Regions from separate parts of the Mus musculus genome. Here region 2 is linked to region 1. A link is a loop called in an ENCODE intact Hi-C map of the cell type or tissue named here. Cell type or tissue: left cerebral cortex. All regions are shown on one strand.

Region 1 (8,000 bases):
GATGGACTTTATAAGAAAATTTTCATTGACATTTATCATGTACTTTGACCATGATAATGCCTCATATCCTCTCCTTTCCCCCACTACTCTCCCCTCCCACTAAAGCTAGAGGCTTCTCTATTTTCTGGCAAGTTCTCATCCTCTGGTGCCACACTGGCTAAAATTAGATTTCTTCCACCCTCTCCTCTTGGTGGTAAACACTCCTCATTTTTTTCTCTGTTCAGTCTCAGACTCATAATCTAAACAGAAACCCAGCACTCTCAATGAACACTCTCATACAGCACACACCCCTGGTAGTTTGAGGGGAAAAATATCTGCCATGGGCTCAGATTGTATAAAACCATTTCTTGGTGTTCTGTAGGGTTAGTGGTAGGGATATTCATTTGATGTGGGCACCAGAAATCAGCCCTGGATGGGGTAAGTGATCTTAGATAGAACTTAGCTAGTTTCTAGAAACTGAGCATAGGAGCCCTACAATCCCTTGACTCTATGAAGGTGACGAAATGCAGGCTTATTTTGCTTTGGTGATGCCCACATCTATCACCTCAGCTAGCTGGGGAACACCTTGGCCTCGGTGATGGAAAGCTTTGCAACTTTTGCACTCAGCACCTGGACTGATGCCTCCCATCTGCCTGGTAGGTTGTGCTTTGTGGTAGAGGACATATCCCAAGGTTGTGGTTATATCACGTGAGGACCACTACTAAGTCATGGCTGGCCACACCACCCCTCCTTCAACCCTCTGGTCCTCTCTCCAGTAGCCTTTTGACATCTCTCCTTTGCCATCTTTGAAGTGGAATTTGCTATGAGCTGGCATTCAGACCAAGTCCAGAAGTGAGGAATGCAGTGACATCTGAGGAATGGAATTCCAAAGTGTCAGAGATGCCAAGCAATTTGCTGCAATAACCACAGATGACTTGAAAGCATTTTCTGCTTTCAGGAGTTTGACCTGCATTCCCTGGGTTGTTTGCCTCAGCAGGTGGTCCAAAGGATCATGAAAATAACACTGAAAAGCAGACTTTGGTGTGCTTCCTGTTTAAAGGAAGTGGAGTCTACTGAGTTGTAGATTCCTAAACTAGGACCCTACCCACATTAGCTTTCGATATCAGATCTAAGCCTGGATAACCTTGGTCCAGGTCTCTGCTTTATTCAACTGTGACATTAGTAGCTAGCTGATAAACAAAAGAAATGCACCCTACTGAGGATTGCCATGGGACATACAAGTGAATGACCAGATAGTTGGAACTTGGAAAAAAAAATCCCCAGTTTAGAACATACACTCACACACACACACACACACACACACACACACACATCAGATATATATATATATATATATATATATATATATATATATATATACATACTCACATACACCACATATATACATACACAGATACCACACATACAACATCACACACACACATATATATACACATGCACACGCACACACACATATGTGTGTGTGTGTGTATATATATATCACAGACCCCACACACATATCTCCAACACCACACAAACATACACATAGAACATCACACACACACACATCACACACACACACACATACACACACACACACATTCATGCCTACATACATACACAACACACAAACACTATATATATGATACCACACACACACCATATACATACACATAGCACACACACAGAAACATACATGTAGCATATATGCATAGCACACACACACACACACACGACTGAATTGAAAACCCAAAGCTTGGGCTAGAGAGATTGTTCAGTTGGCAAACTCTTGCCTCACAAATGTGAGGACCTGAGTTTGTTCCATTAAGCCCATTCAATAAGCTAGGCAAATGCTTGTAATTCCAGCGATGGTGAAATGTAAGGTAGCGATAAGCAGATCCTTGGGAACTTTATTGTCCGGCTATGCTAGCCTCAGTGAAACCCCTGGCCAATGAGAGACCCTGTCGCAAACAAAAACTGGAAGGCACTAGGGAATGATACCCAAAAACGTTGTCTACTGATAAACACACACACACACACACACACACACACAGACACACACACACACAGACACACACACACACAGACACACACAGACACACACACACAGACACACACACACACACACACACACACACACACACACACACACACACAGAGGAACAGATGAGCCAGATGAGCAGATGAAAGGCCTAAATCCTTCAAAGGCCTTTCGTTGTGACTCCGTTGCAGGGAGGCCAAGCCAGGGCACATTCCTTGAACACACACAGCAAGCACACGCTCAGCATAAGCAGTTCAGTGACTTACTGCTGCCAACTTATCACGTCTTTCCTGAAATGCCTGTTTTCACCCTGCGTGCCTCTCAGAATAATGAAGACCATCTGTGAGGCAGCCATCCCATAAATAAGCTGTTTGATTCTGTTTACCACCAAAAGAAGCTACTTCAGCTCCCTGGAATTCTGCCAGATTCTGCAGTGTATTTCCAGGCTTTGGTTGGGTGTGCCACGCAGATTGCCTATGTGTTTTCTACACTAGATTTTAAACTCTCTGTCACTAGTCCAAAATTTAGTAAGGCATATATAATTCTTCAAAGAATAACATGCATACTATATTGCTCTGGGTATCAGCAGGAGTTTTTTAAAAATAATACAATATCATCCAAAATTCTCTCTGCATATCTGAGAGTACGAGAGTGGCTAAGACTTCCAGAGCCTGGTTTTAGGCCCAGGTGCCTCCTTAGGAGTGACCTAACTCCTGTGTGCCTGTTTCCCATCAGCTGTAAGATGAGAATGATTACAATGACAGTGCATCCCTTGTCCTTGAATCACTGTGTAGGTGCAGGTCTCAGCCTTGGTGCTATCTGACCTAACAGTCCTAGGAGGTATTTTGTTTCTATGACAACCGATATTGCTATCCTCTCTTCCAACCTAGCAGGCAACTGGTTTAAGAATTATTGGAACTGCTTCTCAGAACACAGATTCCTGGTCCTATTGGGCATGGTGGCCTGAGACGTAGCATGTCTTACCAGTTGTGGGCGATACTGGCCCCAGTGTGGCTAACCTTGTGAACAGCACTGGCCTGGCCAATGGCATCTTAGGACAGAAAGGAAAGCCTGTCCTCTTTACTGAGCATGCTAAGAGGGGTAGGCCGGAAAGAAGGCAAAAAGGAGGCCTGACTGTCACAGGGAGGTCAGAGGCCTTGGAAACTCAGTACCCTTCTCTGTGAGCTGAAGGGCAGGCCTGCTCTCGGGCTCTGCAGTTCTCTCTGCCTGCTGTACATCACCATCATCTCTAACAGGCCTGTCCCTGTACCCCTGTGGTTAGAAGAGGGGGTGCATTAACTTCCCAGGGGAACAGCCAGGGTCGCTTGCAATAGTCTTCCACCCTTACTTCTCTGCAGGCATTTTACATGAGACTTTGCAATGCCTCCTACTAATGGAACAGTATTTCCTGTCTTTTGGCTTCTGGTTTCCCCATGCGGTTTATTTATGCACCAAAAAAATGAGGCAGAGATGAGTGTCTATAGACTTTCAGAAGCCTTGCACTTCTTCCTTATTCTGTCCTGCCTCTGCCACCTGCTGGAAAAGAGTACACTCATTCCCAGTGAGGAGGAAACCAGCCGGAGCAGGACCAGCCCCAGTTGGCCCAAGGATAATGGACCAGCAGCTGGACATGTTAGAGTCCTAAGGGACCTTGGACCCAGCTAGCTGAAGCTTTGAAAGCTAAATCAAATAAATCAACTTAATGTTTTGATGATAGACATATATATATATATATATATATATATATATATATATATATACATATACATATATGCATGCCATTAGCTTCCTGTGCAGCTTCATGGGTGCCATTTCCTTCTATACTATAAATGGAACCTGCGGAGCCTGGAGGGTGAGGTCAGTGTGATGAGGATGTATCTGTACCTGGTAATTTTGAAGCTGAATAGGGGTACAAGCTCTCAGGATGTAGACCTGCATCTAAGAAGTTAACAGAGCCCTCACTGGTGGGAAGAGGAACTTAGAAGCATGGTGAAATATAGAGGCTTACTTACCCTGCAGGAACTCTTGGCCTCCCAGACTCAAGGTCATCTGGCGGCTCCCCTGGTCATATGTCACCCCAGCACATGTAGCATTGGCCTGAGTAGCAGAGGTATCCCTCCAGTCATTGATGTGGCAAAGCAGAATGTCAGGAGAACTGAGAAGTCCACAGATGGTGGGCCCTGCCAAAGGGAATAGGCCAGTGTGAGGGAAACCATGAGGGCCATGCACAGCTGTCCTTTACTCTGAGAGCCTGGGCTGCCTGAGGATGGGACAGGGACACTGGGGCACCAAAGCCTGCTTTCAACTCACTTTTCAAAGATAGCCTTAGCCGTCCTCTTATGTGGCACTAATGTACTACACAGGGAGGATTGTGGACATGTTCAGTTGCTGGCACCAGCTGTGGACTTTGTCATGTTGTCACATGAGGGTTGAGATGCTATTGGGGAGTTAATGTCCACAATGAGCACACAGAAGACTCTGCAGTACAGCCTGGCTCAAGAGTCCAGGCCTCATTAGATATCCTCATATCACGGACTGTGAGACTGAGACACTACAAAAGGAGAAGTGGGTTTTTCTAGTGTCTGAGCAATAGTGAAAGGGTGGAGGCAGCAGCCGCTGCGTTGAGGAGCAGATTGAGCTGGCTGTAGAACCGCAGAGCAGTCTGGGTACAATAAAAATGTGGGAGCTCAAAAGAAGTCTGAGCACCATGGTTTATGTGAGAGAAAAAGTGATCAAGAGTGTAAGGGGGAAAGGAAAAACCAGGCAGGAGGGGAGGGAGAGAAGGAGGGAAGTAGGGAGAGAGGGGGGAATAGTAACATATTTAATTCAGAATTGGTGCCCTTGACCCTGACCCCCAGATAAGAAGCCACACATTTTCCTCATGTTTCTAAGATAGGGACCAGTTACTTGCTAATCACATCCTTTAGTTTCAGTGACACTTATGTAAACCTTAAGGCATGGGAGTTCCTTAGAGTCCCTCTTTCCAGTAGCCTCCACTACAATGCAGGTTTGGACCCTCAGGAGTTATCACTAACTACTCCTCATTGAAAATATAACCCATCCATTGGGATTTAGAGGAAGGTAGTCAGAGGAGGCTAGAGGCAGCTGCAGCTTTTGTGAGGGATGGCTAGGAGGGGTAAGGGAAAGGAGGAATTTTAAAGAAACTAAAGGTTTTGAATGCTGTGGTAAATAAAGGGTGTAACAGGATTTTGTCCCCAGATCTCAGCAAGTCCAGCCAAAGCCCCCTGAATTAAAACTCCTAACTACCCCCTGTACCAGATGAGTTGGGAAGGACAGCCAGATGTTTTTAGCCATGTCACAAGGGCCCAAATTCTGACACTGCATGTGAGGGTAGGGGTGGGTAAGTGCTGGGCAATTCACTGATGACAAGTTAGACTTGGAAGGAATAGAAAGCAGGCTGCCAACCACAGTGTTGTGGAAAGAAGGGCTTGGAAGGCTCACTGCCCCCATGGAACAAAATGATCCTTCATATATGATCCCAGGGAAAATGAAGTCAGTGTTTCCATGGAAGCATCACATGGTCTGCTGAGTAACACAGCATCTGGAGAAACAGTCGCGCCCGCAGAATATATGTTTAGTTCAAGGAGGCATCCTGTCTCTGAAGACAGACTTTCTAAACTTGGGTATGGAGAAAGACATGTGTTGATGCACAAGCGAGGGACAGTTGATAATTTGCCCATCTAAATACTAATAGGAACCCACACTGTATACGGCTGAAACCAAAAGGATGATTAAGAATCAAGTTGTTCTAACCATCTTTTAACTAAACAATCTCATTCTGGGGTAGAGGATGTAGCTTCATTGGTACAGTGCTTGCTTTGCATACATAAAGCCCAGGTTCAATCCCTAATACCACATAAACCTGGCATGATGGAACATGTCTATAATAATAGCACTGAAGAGGCAGAAAGAGGAAGGTTACAAGTTTAAAGCCATCCTTGGGTACATAGTAAATTCTAACAGGATAAGAAAGATAGTGTTTCAATAAAAACAACAACAAAACCCAACCCATTTCCTTTTTACCACTACTGATGCAGAGAGCTGGGCTGGGCATCTTCCAACATTAGTCCCCTTGAGCTGTCAGCAGCATGAGGGACTCTCAAGCCCCCTGCACATACTACCCTCCCTCACTTGGTTACTTTAAGCTGCCCTGGGTTTCTTTCTCCTTGCTTAGTGGTTCTACCTTTCTTTCAGGTAGTCACTGGGCTATGACCCACTCATTCCTCACCCTCTCACCCATCACCGATGGCCACCCCTGCCCCCAGAATCCTCACTTGCACTCAAACATTCTTCTATTTTAAAACAAATGAAGACAGGGTCTAATGTACGCTAGGCAGCCCTCTGATGTGATGACTTTGAACTTCTTATCCTCTTTCCCTGACCTCCTTAGTAGTAGTTATACAGTGTGCACCTCCAAACCTGGCTTTCTGTGGTGCTGGAGATGGATCCAAGAGCCACAGGCATATACAGCAAGCATTCTACCAACTGAGCTGCTTCCTTGGCCCTATCCTACTACTTCTGATGCGACCAAGCACTGAGGCTGCCCCACTGGTTGCTGTCTTCTCTCCATGTGTCCTCTCTGATGACTCTGGATGCTACTTCCCATCCAGTGCTTTCTGTCTTTCATCCACTCTGCCCCTCCAGACTCTGAAGCTTTTCATCCAAAGTGAGGCATGTTTTATAAATGTCTCAAAAGTGTTTCAAACTTACTGTACCCAGAGAAGACTCCCCAACTCTCCCTCTGGTGTCATGCAATAGATAACCTGGCGTCTCTGCTATGCATGACTTACCAGAGAGCAGACTCCTACCATGTGAGCCAGCCACATGTCTCCTTCTTTCTTACTACCCACATCCAGAGTCCTTTTGAATTTGTCTCCTTTTCCTCATGCCACTGTCACCACAATAGCCCAGGCCACCAGGTCTCCTGCATGACTTCTCACTGTCTTGACCACTCCATACCCAAGTCAGCCTCATCTGCTCCGTTCTACACTCCAGCCAGAGTGCTGACTTCAAATGCAACTGTGACCGTGATCCTGGCATAATACCATTCCAGCACCACAGAAAGCCAGGTTTGGAGGTCCACACCTGTAATCCTACAACTAAGGAGGTGGAGGAAGAAGGATATGAAGTTCCAGATTATTGAATTAGAGGGTCTGCCTAGGATACATTAGATCCTGTCTAAGCCCCCCCCCTCTTTTTTTGCCGTAAACAAAAGAAGGCTCAGGTCATGCTCAAAACTTCCATGGCTTCCAGGTGTTCTCAAGATGAAAATGCTGGTTAATGCTGCTGAAAAAAACCCTGATGAAACCTCTCCCTCCTGCTCCTTCCTAAGATAAGACCACCCTCTGCTAGTTCTCCTTACCCTGGGAATCCAGCTAACTCAGTGTTCCTTCTCTTTATCTTGCACTTACTTTCGGTAGTCTTCCTCCTCTGCCCAGGACTACCATCTCTCTTCATGGCACCACATAAAAGTCTACACTCTGTCTGAGACCCAAGAAAACTTCATTTTTCTCTCTCTGAATAGGACAAAACACTTACCATAGGTTTCCAAAGTTGTATTTAATGTTCTTTTAGGACCTAGTAATTACCAATTATCCTTTTCTCTCTCAATAATTTTATCAGGGGGTGGGGAAGGACAGTAGGCAGGAAAAAAGTGTGAGCTATTTTTCAGCCATCCACTCACCATGCTGACAATCTTACTTAGTCCGCTAGTAATCCTTACAACAGATGGGAGTCTCCCAGCCTCTAGCCAAGCAATGCACACTCTCGCATTGCCCTGGGTTTCTCATCTCATCTAAGTGCTTCTTTACCCCAACAGAGCGTGGATCAGCCTCTGCCTTCCCAGAAAGCCACTGAATGCCAACATCCCCTCCTAACCTAACCTACTAAGTGCCTGGGTTTGCTTCTATAAAATGCAGAGATATATGCTGTTGAACAGCCACTGAGAATGATTGAGGGG
Region 2 (8,000 bases), 94 kb before region 1:
ATGCCCCACTATTGATCTAAGGGTCTGTGACCTGACCTTGTGCCTCTATGGTCCTAGTGGGGTGTGACCCTTCTCAAGTTCTATTTCATTTCATCTCTCAACTGTGTCTCCATTATAGGCTCCACGTTGTACATAAGACATCCAAATGACAGAGAAACATATCTTTCAGCAGCAGCCTTGTATGTTTCTTTGTAGCCTGTGGCTCCTGCAAGGACTAGGACTCAGGAGACAAGTTTATCTTTAGTTGGTCATGCACTGGGTGTGTATCTTGGTGGAGACCATCATCACATCTGGTTAGACCTGGGCCTTTCATTTGTAAAGACAAGAGATTGTCCCTCCCTAACCTGTACACCAGCACCTACCTTGGTCTGAGCATCATTGAGAATGTTGGCAGGCTTCTGGCGGAGACATGATACCACTTCCTGGATGGATGAAGTAGGGCATCCAACCTCCTTTGCCAAGGCTGCAGCTTGCTGTTGGGCCCTCTCTGGGCTGATAATTGCAGCCGGGGACAGTGCAGAGCCTCCCTGGAAAAGAAAGAGCAGGGGTCAGGCTAACAGTCTGTACAGCTTTGGCTGCTGCTTAGGACCCTCAGGTCTTAGCTGAGTTCTATAGTTTCTTCCATACGCAAACACATGGGAACCTTTGATATCCTACATGTATGAATGTCAGGGTTGACCTACACAGAACAGCATCCTTGTGTAAACTTGACTAGGTCAGTGCAAACCTTGGTTTCCTTATCTGTGAAGAGAGGGTGCCGGTCTTGCTGTTCAGCTAAAGAAGTATAATGAGGTCAAGGGTGATATAGCTCTGAATGCGGACTGGAAAACTTCTGGTAAAGCACTATGCAAACTACAGCCACCTCCTCTGCAGAGAGCTCAAGTAGCAAGGTTTCCTAATTCTAAGTTGTAGTTGAATGTGAACATAGAGGCCCTCTGGAAGACACCATCATTTCAGCTTACAAAGAGGTATATAAGGTACAGAGAAGTTGCTGGTGCCTAGTCAGACATACAGTGAGACATGGAGCACCCAGAACTCAGCAGTCCTGTCACTGAACCTCTGCAGGCTACTTAGCATGAGTGTGAGGACTGTACACTTGGGAGTATTTCTCTAGTAGAAGCGGCCAACTTCTCTGAAAAGCCTGTTGTTAATAAGAGGCGCATCAGGGGCCTGAGCACTCAGCCACAGTGAGGCAGACTCTCACACATACCTGGGAGGCTCCTGATGGGAGAGTGTTATACCTATCCCATATTGATGTCTGGTTTTTAGTCTTTAGAGGGACCTGTGACCAGAGCCTGAGGCCAAGCAAGCAGTAGGAAGCCCATCCGAGGAACAGGAAAGTACACAGGGGGTGAGCAGGAGGAGGGCTGAAAACCTAGTAGCTATATATAGCCTGATGACCAAAGCCCTTTCCAACATCTCTGAACAGTACAGATAAGGCCAGAGAGCCTGGGCTGCAGACACAAGATAGTGTGAGGTAGCAGACAGGGGGTTTTGTCTTTTACTGTGTTTTATATACTAAATTCAGCCTGCTGGTGCCTCCTGCAAGATATACAAAACAGACTTGTGTAAGCATCTGCACTTACAAACAAGAGAGGACCCTCTAGGCTCCTCATGAGAATCAAGAGAGGTGCACATCAAACTTGCATCCAGCCGGGGCCTGGAGTGTAGTGACATTGGTAATGAGTGACATAGTGGGTGACTTGTCGTGAATGTGAGTTTTACACCCTTGATTTATTTCTGTAACACCAAGTGACCACCTGTTTTTTTAAAAACCACTTGCTATGTTCCTGTAACAGAATGGTACTCACACTCGAGGTCTTCACAGTGCGGCATAGCATTCTGTGCTGCTAAGTGCAGGGGGTGGGGTGGTGGTAAGTGGCTCCAGCAGAAGTTATCAACTTTCTTAATGCTGCAACTCCTTAATACAGCTCCTCTTGCTTTAGTAACCCCCAGCTATAAAAGTATTGACATTGCTACTTCATAACTGTAATTCTGCCATTGTTGTGCACTGTAAATACCTGCTATGCAGATGTTTTCGGCAACCCCTGTGAGAGGGTCATTTGATTGCTCCCCCACTCCAAAGGTCATGACCCACAGACTGAGAACCAGTAGCCTACAGGAACGCCTGAGAACATGAGGATTTCAGGGTGGGCCTCTGATGTTTTCAATATCTCTGCTAGCTATAAATAGCTGGGCTTCTTGATACTCGGAGGAAGTGGGTAAAGGCGTGGGTTTCACTGACACTGTAAGATAGCTTAGAGAACTTTCCTCTCTCTTTTTGTTGTGATCAGTCTTTCTGAAACCTTGTTCTTTGTGGAAAGTCAGCAGTTAAGTAGGCTGTCCTCATTTGGGGGGACTTGTTAGGCCTTACAGCTGGTGGTCCTCGGACAGAGCCCGGGAAAAAAGCCTGAGCTTAGAGGAAAGGGAGCAGACCAGCATTCCAACCCTGTCACTCTGATGGGGCCGTTCAGAAATCGTGGCTTCAGTGTGCCCAGGAAGACTCCCTCTCACACCGCTCTTGAGGAAATTATTATCTGGCAAGGCAACAGAGGCACATAGTGTGTGTGTGTGTGTGTGTGTGTGTGTGTGTGTGCGCGCGTGCCCTGATGGCCTTGACTTCAGGATCAATATTCTTATGCAGGAAGAGAGTCCCAAGAGGCCTGCTCTATTTCCTTCCTGTGCCTTAGTTCTCCTTTCCTTGCATTCTTGCTGTAATGTATTAACTTCTCAGGGAAGGAACACCTGGGAAATCCACACCCGCCTCCTCACCAGTCAGCACCAGGTTGCATGGGTTGTGGCAGTCTCAGCTCAGAGGGAGACAAAGAGCAGAAGAGTTAGGCAGCACTTCTGTGTATCATATCAGAACCGCCCATGAATCCTCACTCTAGAGGTGTCAGGAAGTTGGAAGCTGTGCACCCCACGTCTCACAGCTGCCAAACATGAGGCACATCTCGGGCAGCCACCTGCAGCATCACACTCTACCCACTATGCACTAGCAGGCTTGTCAGTGGCCTTGGTCCCTGCCTGTCTCTGTGAGAAGCAGGGCCAATATCCAGTAGGAAGGCCCTGTCTTAGAAACAGACAGACTGAGGTTTTGGTTCCAGTGCAGTCTGCTATTTTTGTCAGTTCCCATCTTGGCATGGAACCCTGTGATCAACTGCTCCAAAGAAGATACAAGACAATGATGCAAAAAAAACCTTATACTGTAATCAGCACACAGTGTATGTGAATGCTAATTATCATCAGGAGTGGAATTAGCTATTGGTTTCTTTCCCACAATGCAATGTGCGATCCAGCTCCCTGCTGGGAGGAAGCAGATATATGACTCTACAGCAGTGCAACACCCTGAGGAGCACTGACAGCTCCCACTGAGTTATGGTCTCCAGTGAATTCAGCCACCATTTGCTTTTCAAGAAGGATCCACCTAAAAGTGTTTTGAGTCTGATTTTATGTAAAGAGTCTTGTGTCCTCAAGCTGTGGAAGAAATCCAAGGTTTTTCGAAGTACAGACTGTACACCAGAGTGATAACCCTCTGCTATTGGGACCAGGACAAAGGCTAGAATTCTTATACACTGAGAACTCCAGGGAGGGGATGCAGGGCTCCTGTATGCCTGGAGAATTCTGCAGAGAGGCAGGAGCTGAGAGGACTTTGAGAAAATGAGCAGAAAGGGGCACTGGCAGGTAACTACTCCTGGGGAGTGTCAAGGATGGCAGATAGGTTAGGAATGTTGAAGAAAAACCTGGGGTCTAAAGATCCCAGCATCCCTGTAAAATGCTATATATGTGTTAAAGGAGGGAGCCAACAAACAGAATGGATGGGGACATAAGTAGGCTTTCTAGGAGGAGGAGAGAACTCTGCATAGAAGATGTTGAGAAGTAAGATCAGAAGATAAGTCAATGACAGCCGTGTGAGAGGGGGTTGCCATAAGCAAATGAGCCCTAGGGTGCAGGCCAGGCTTCTATAGCTACAGGAAGTCCTCTGGGATTTTGGCCAGACTGAAATGGCTTGAGCACATGGCAGACCTTTGAGCAATGACCAAATATGAGTGCCTCAGGGATGTGGGCTACTGAAGCCAGAGCAGTGAAGTGATTTTTATACCACGGGCTACAGCCGTATGTAAAACATCCATTGCCTATAGAGTAGGGCAGAAGTGAACTGGGACAAAGAGCAGAATTCTGCTTGATAGCCTTAGTGCTAGAGGAGGTGGAGGAGCTGGAGGAGCTGGAGGAGCTGGAGGAGCTGGAGGAGCTGGAGGGATCATCTGAGGCAGGAACCCAGCCCAGACTCCTGGGTGGTCCAGGGATTCTGAGTAGAGATTAGAGCCAGAGAATGTGTCCAGTGCTTCATATCCTTCTTTTCCTGGAAATACACTCAAACCTGAGCCTGCCACTGAATTCCATGGACGTTGGAATTTGAGCATGCTTCTGAGAGGCAAGAAGAACCTGGGACAGACCTAGAAACTGTAGCAAAGAGACTTTCAAAAGTAGTTCCTATCCAATGTTAACATTCTCTTGTATGCCTTTAACCAAGAGGCATCCCTTTGCTTGATCCCTGGGACCATGAGTCATACTGAAGTCTGAAGCATTTCAGTCTTGGCAAAAATCTTAACATGAGTACTGACAATAGTTAATGTAACTTCCATCTTGAAACTAGAATCTACAAAGTCATATAGACCACTTCTCTTTTCTTCTTCTTTGGAATCAGTGTTCTTGGTTTTACTTAGGCTATGGAACTTGGGTGGGTAGCATTAAGGTGTGGCTTGCTATTGCTCAGTGTCCTTTGCCTGTCAGATGGTACCGATTTACTGTGGAACAGAGTGGTAGCTGATACAAGCCAAAACCAAGGGCACTTTTGTAAGTAGAAACTGAAGGAGACTAAGTGTACATGTACATGTGTGTGCGTACATATGCACATATTCACGTGGAAAGTGAACGGCATTCAGCCTTTATAAGGGGCCTCTTAAGAGCTGGGGCATTAATTTATGTACATTCTTATTCTGTGATCCCTACAACAACCCTCTATATATTAGCAACTCCTACCCACTTTTCAGATTGGGAGAACACAGTTTAGAAGGAGGAGGCAAGGTGTGTGAGATCTGGAGACTTGTAATAACAGCCCAAGTTATAAATCCTTTAGCTTCCCCCATGATCTACCACCTCCCACTAACAACAGCCCCATCTTAGCACAGAGCTTCATGAATTCTTATTCTCATTATGAATGGCTGACAGGTGGCAGCCAATAAGGAAGAGGCTTGCAGGGGTTGTCAGAGAGCGGGGAGATGATATGAGATCTTTCTTCCCCTGTGTCAATCAGGAGTGAATGATGGAGGCCAGACTTACATGGGGCTCTGTAAAGAAGATTCATGACTGCAGACTGGGAAGGACACAAGGACAGAACACTGTCCTGTGAAGTCTCTTGGCAATGGTTTACAACCTCTCTGTACTCTGCTCAGTTCCATTAGCTATAGAACCTCTTCTAAAGACCCCAGATCCTCCTTAGGACTTTCTGGTCCCAGGAGGAAAGGGAAGATGCAAGGAAGGAGAGGGGTTTTTCTTCCATGCTTTGGAGGAAGAACACAGCAACTATGTGAGATCTCGAGAGGAGCTGGGGCCTGTGGCCACTACTACAGGAGGGCAGCTAGAGATGTTTCACAGGGGCTAGTTGGGACTAGCCACGAAATTTAGGGCAGGTGGAGAGACAGAGATAAGAAATTGATAAGGGCAGGCTTTTCCAGGTGAGACAAATCAGCACCCAGCAATTTGGTAAATTGTAAAGGAAAGAAAAAGAAGAAGAACAACTCTGTGTGTGTGTGTGTGTGTGTGTGTATGCATGTGTGTGTTTGTGTGTGCATATGTGTGTAAAATTTCCATAGATTCAGAAAGAACATTAAAGATGTTTAATAGCTTCCTGGTACCCAGTAGAAGAGACTGAGATCCAAGTATTCTGATTCCAGTGTGCTTTTCCATGACAACGCAGTGCTCCAATGAATGACAGGATCCAGGTGAGATTCATAGGCAGTCTGTTCCAACTCTTCACCCTATTACCTGCCCACACCCCAAGATTACATAGATATTTAAACTTTGTCAATTCCTAAAGCTCCCTGCTCCCACCACTTATAAAGGGCCAGTTGTAGAGTTTACCATCTCCTTATAATTTCAACAGTGTCATTGTCTTCATGAACTGTCATTGCAGTTGCAATTAGAGAGGCATTTAGGACATATTTTAAAAGCTGATTCTACCCTACAGTATGACTGATTCTTACCATAGGACAGCAGACATTTGCACATGTCACATGAATAAAGCCACAAGTAAATGGTATGGCTAAGGCCATTGATGGCCACTCCACAGGGAAACAAGTAGTGAGATGGAACAAAAACCCATAGGAGCAAGGTCTGGGTGAGGGGACAGTCTCCAACAAAAACCTCAAGGACCCCAGTGACCCCTTCCTGGACATTCCTTTTGTTTGGAAATAGACATGATTGGTGTGGGCTTTGCCCCTCTGGAACGGATTTGCACCTATCTCATTTTCTCTATGTCTCAAAGTCTTGACAAAACACCTTTTGCCATCTGTTAAATATGTCATGTTTAATTGACTCCATTGCTTTCTGACTGTCAGAATCCATTTAAGTGCATGGCAGTTAAAAATTACTAACTTGCCAGACCAAGGTATCACCCTTGAAAAATGCCACCTTAATGATTGCTGAGGTGGGGTCGGCACCCCATCGTAAAGAGGACTTGCTTGTCCCTATCATTCATTCCTGAGACCAGCCATCCAGTGGTCCCTGAGACTATGGGGAGAAGGGGACAGCTGGGTCCACAGCTGGCAGGGGAGAGGGTAAACTATGGTTCAACACTTCCTGTCACTCTTCAGTTTTTAATACATTTCTAGGAAGGCCTAGCTTCATGTCACTTATGGGTAGCTTTGTAGAAGACATACATTTTCTTTGTTTTACAGTTGGATCTGAGAGCTGCTTGAACACTATGGTTCAAGATGCAAGACCTAGCCTGCCCTAGGAAATATATATGTAGAACATGGTTTGATGGGAAAATAGGCCTTGGGAATATAGAATAAGAAGCTGGGAACCTGTTAGAATAGTTCACATCTGCAATGGCCATCACTGGAGGTGATGCTGGACAGAGAGTCAGAAGTTAGCTAGAGTGGGTAGAGACAATACATTGCTCTAACAGGGGTCTCTACATGCTACAGGAGACAGAATGAATGTTTGAGGGAGACTCTTTTCATCTCCGCAGCTGTCTGTTGAGCCACTGAATTGCAGCCTGTGACTGTAGCTTCCAGTTCCTGTTTGAGACATCCTGTTCCCATAGTCTATGTGTTCAGATGGACTTGGCACTTCCATGGCACAGCTCACTTCCTTATCTCATGGTCTGAGCCCAGCTCCCACCAGGATGAGGGCACTGACAGCTTCTGAGCTCCTCACTCAAGCAGATCCTTACTTCAGTTGCTACCCTGGGCAATCCTGCAGTCTCTTGCTAAGGTTATGATGGACTCTACAAGAAGAATATGCATACTTTTGCACCTCCATGTTTGTTCTATCTTTGAAGTATATTTCCTATCATGACCTTCAAATCTGTCAGATGAAAGCAAGTATAAATTATTGTTATTTTGAAGAAATATAGGAAGTGTCTTAGTTAGGGTTTCTATTCCTGCACAAACATCATGACCAAGAAGCAAGTTGGGGAGGAAAGGGTTTATTCAGCTTACAATTCCATACTGCTGTTTATCACCAAGGAAGTCAGGACTGGAACTCAAGCAGGTCAGGAAGCAGGAGCTGATGCAGAGGCCATGGAGGGATGTTCTTTACTGGCTTGCTTCCCCTGGCTTGCTCAGCCTGCTCTCTTATAGAACCAAGACTACCAGCCCAGAGATGGTCCCACCCACAAGGGGCCTTTCCCCTTGATCACTAATTGAGAAAATACCTTACAGTTGGGTCTCATGGAGGCATTTCCTCAATGAAGCTCCTTTCTCTGTGATAAC

The links. Peaks named below come from ENCODE experiments on the same cell type or tissue, not always from the same donor. Only the 100,000 strongest peaks of a DNase experiment are listed, where the experiment ranks them.
Region 2: a loop joins it to region 1, with 1.9 times the contacts of the local background. A loop is called at or near these places in 4 of 42 quality-filtered maps.

Annotation. Positions count from the first base shown.
Region 1 is chr15:66,725,716-66,733,715 of GRCm38, reverse strand. It overlaps Tg (thyroglobulin), which reads right to left. Exons shown (of 48, transcript NM_009375.2): 27 at 4,033-4,200. Among named protein-coding and RNA genes, the nearest start is that of Tg, 59 kb to the right of the region's middle. In left cerebral cortex, a CTCF peak has its summit at 3,529 (motif pointing left); DNase peaks (open chromatin) are centred at 3,527, 4,024, 4,581, 5,571 and 3 more places; H3K27ac peaks cover 853 bases.
Region 2 is chr15:66,819,790-66,827,789 of GRCm38, reverse strand. It overlaps Tg (thyroglobulin), which reads right to left. Exons shown (of 48, transcript NM_009375.2): 42 at 363-527. The region is part of intron 1 of Sla (src-like adaptor); the gene reads left to right. Among named protein-coding and RNA genes, the nearest start is that of Sla, 8.0 kb to the left of the region's middle. RefSeq lists an enhancer at 628-3,489. In left cerebral cortex, no CTCF peak of the experiment used is centred here; DNase peaks (open chromatin) are centred at 3,051 and 5,156; H3K27ac peaks cover 261 bases.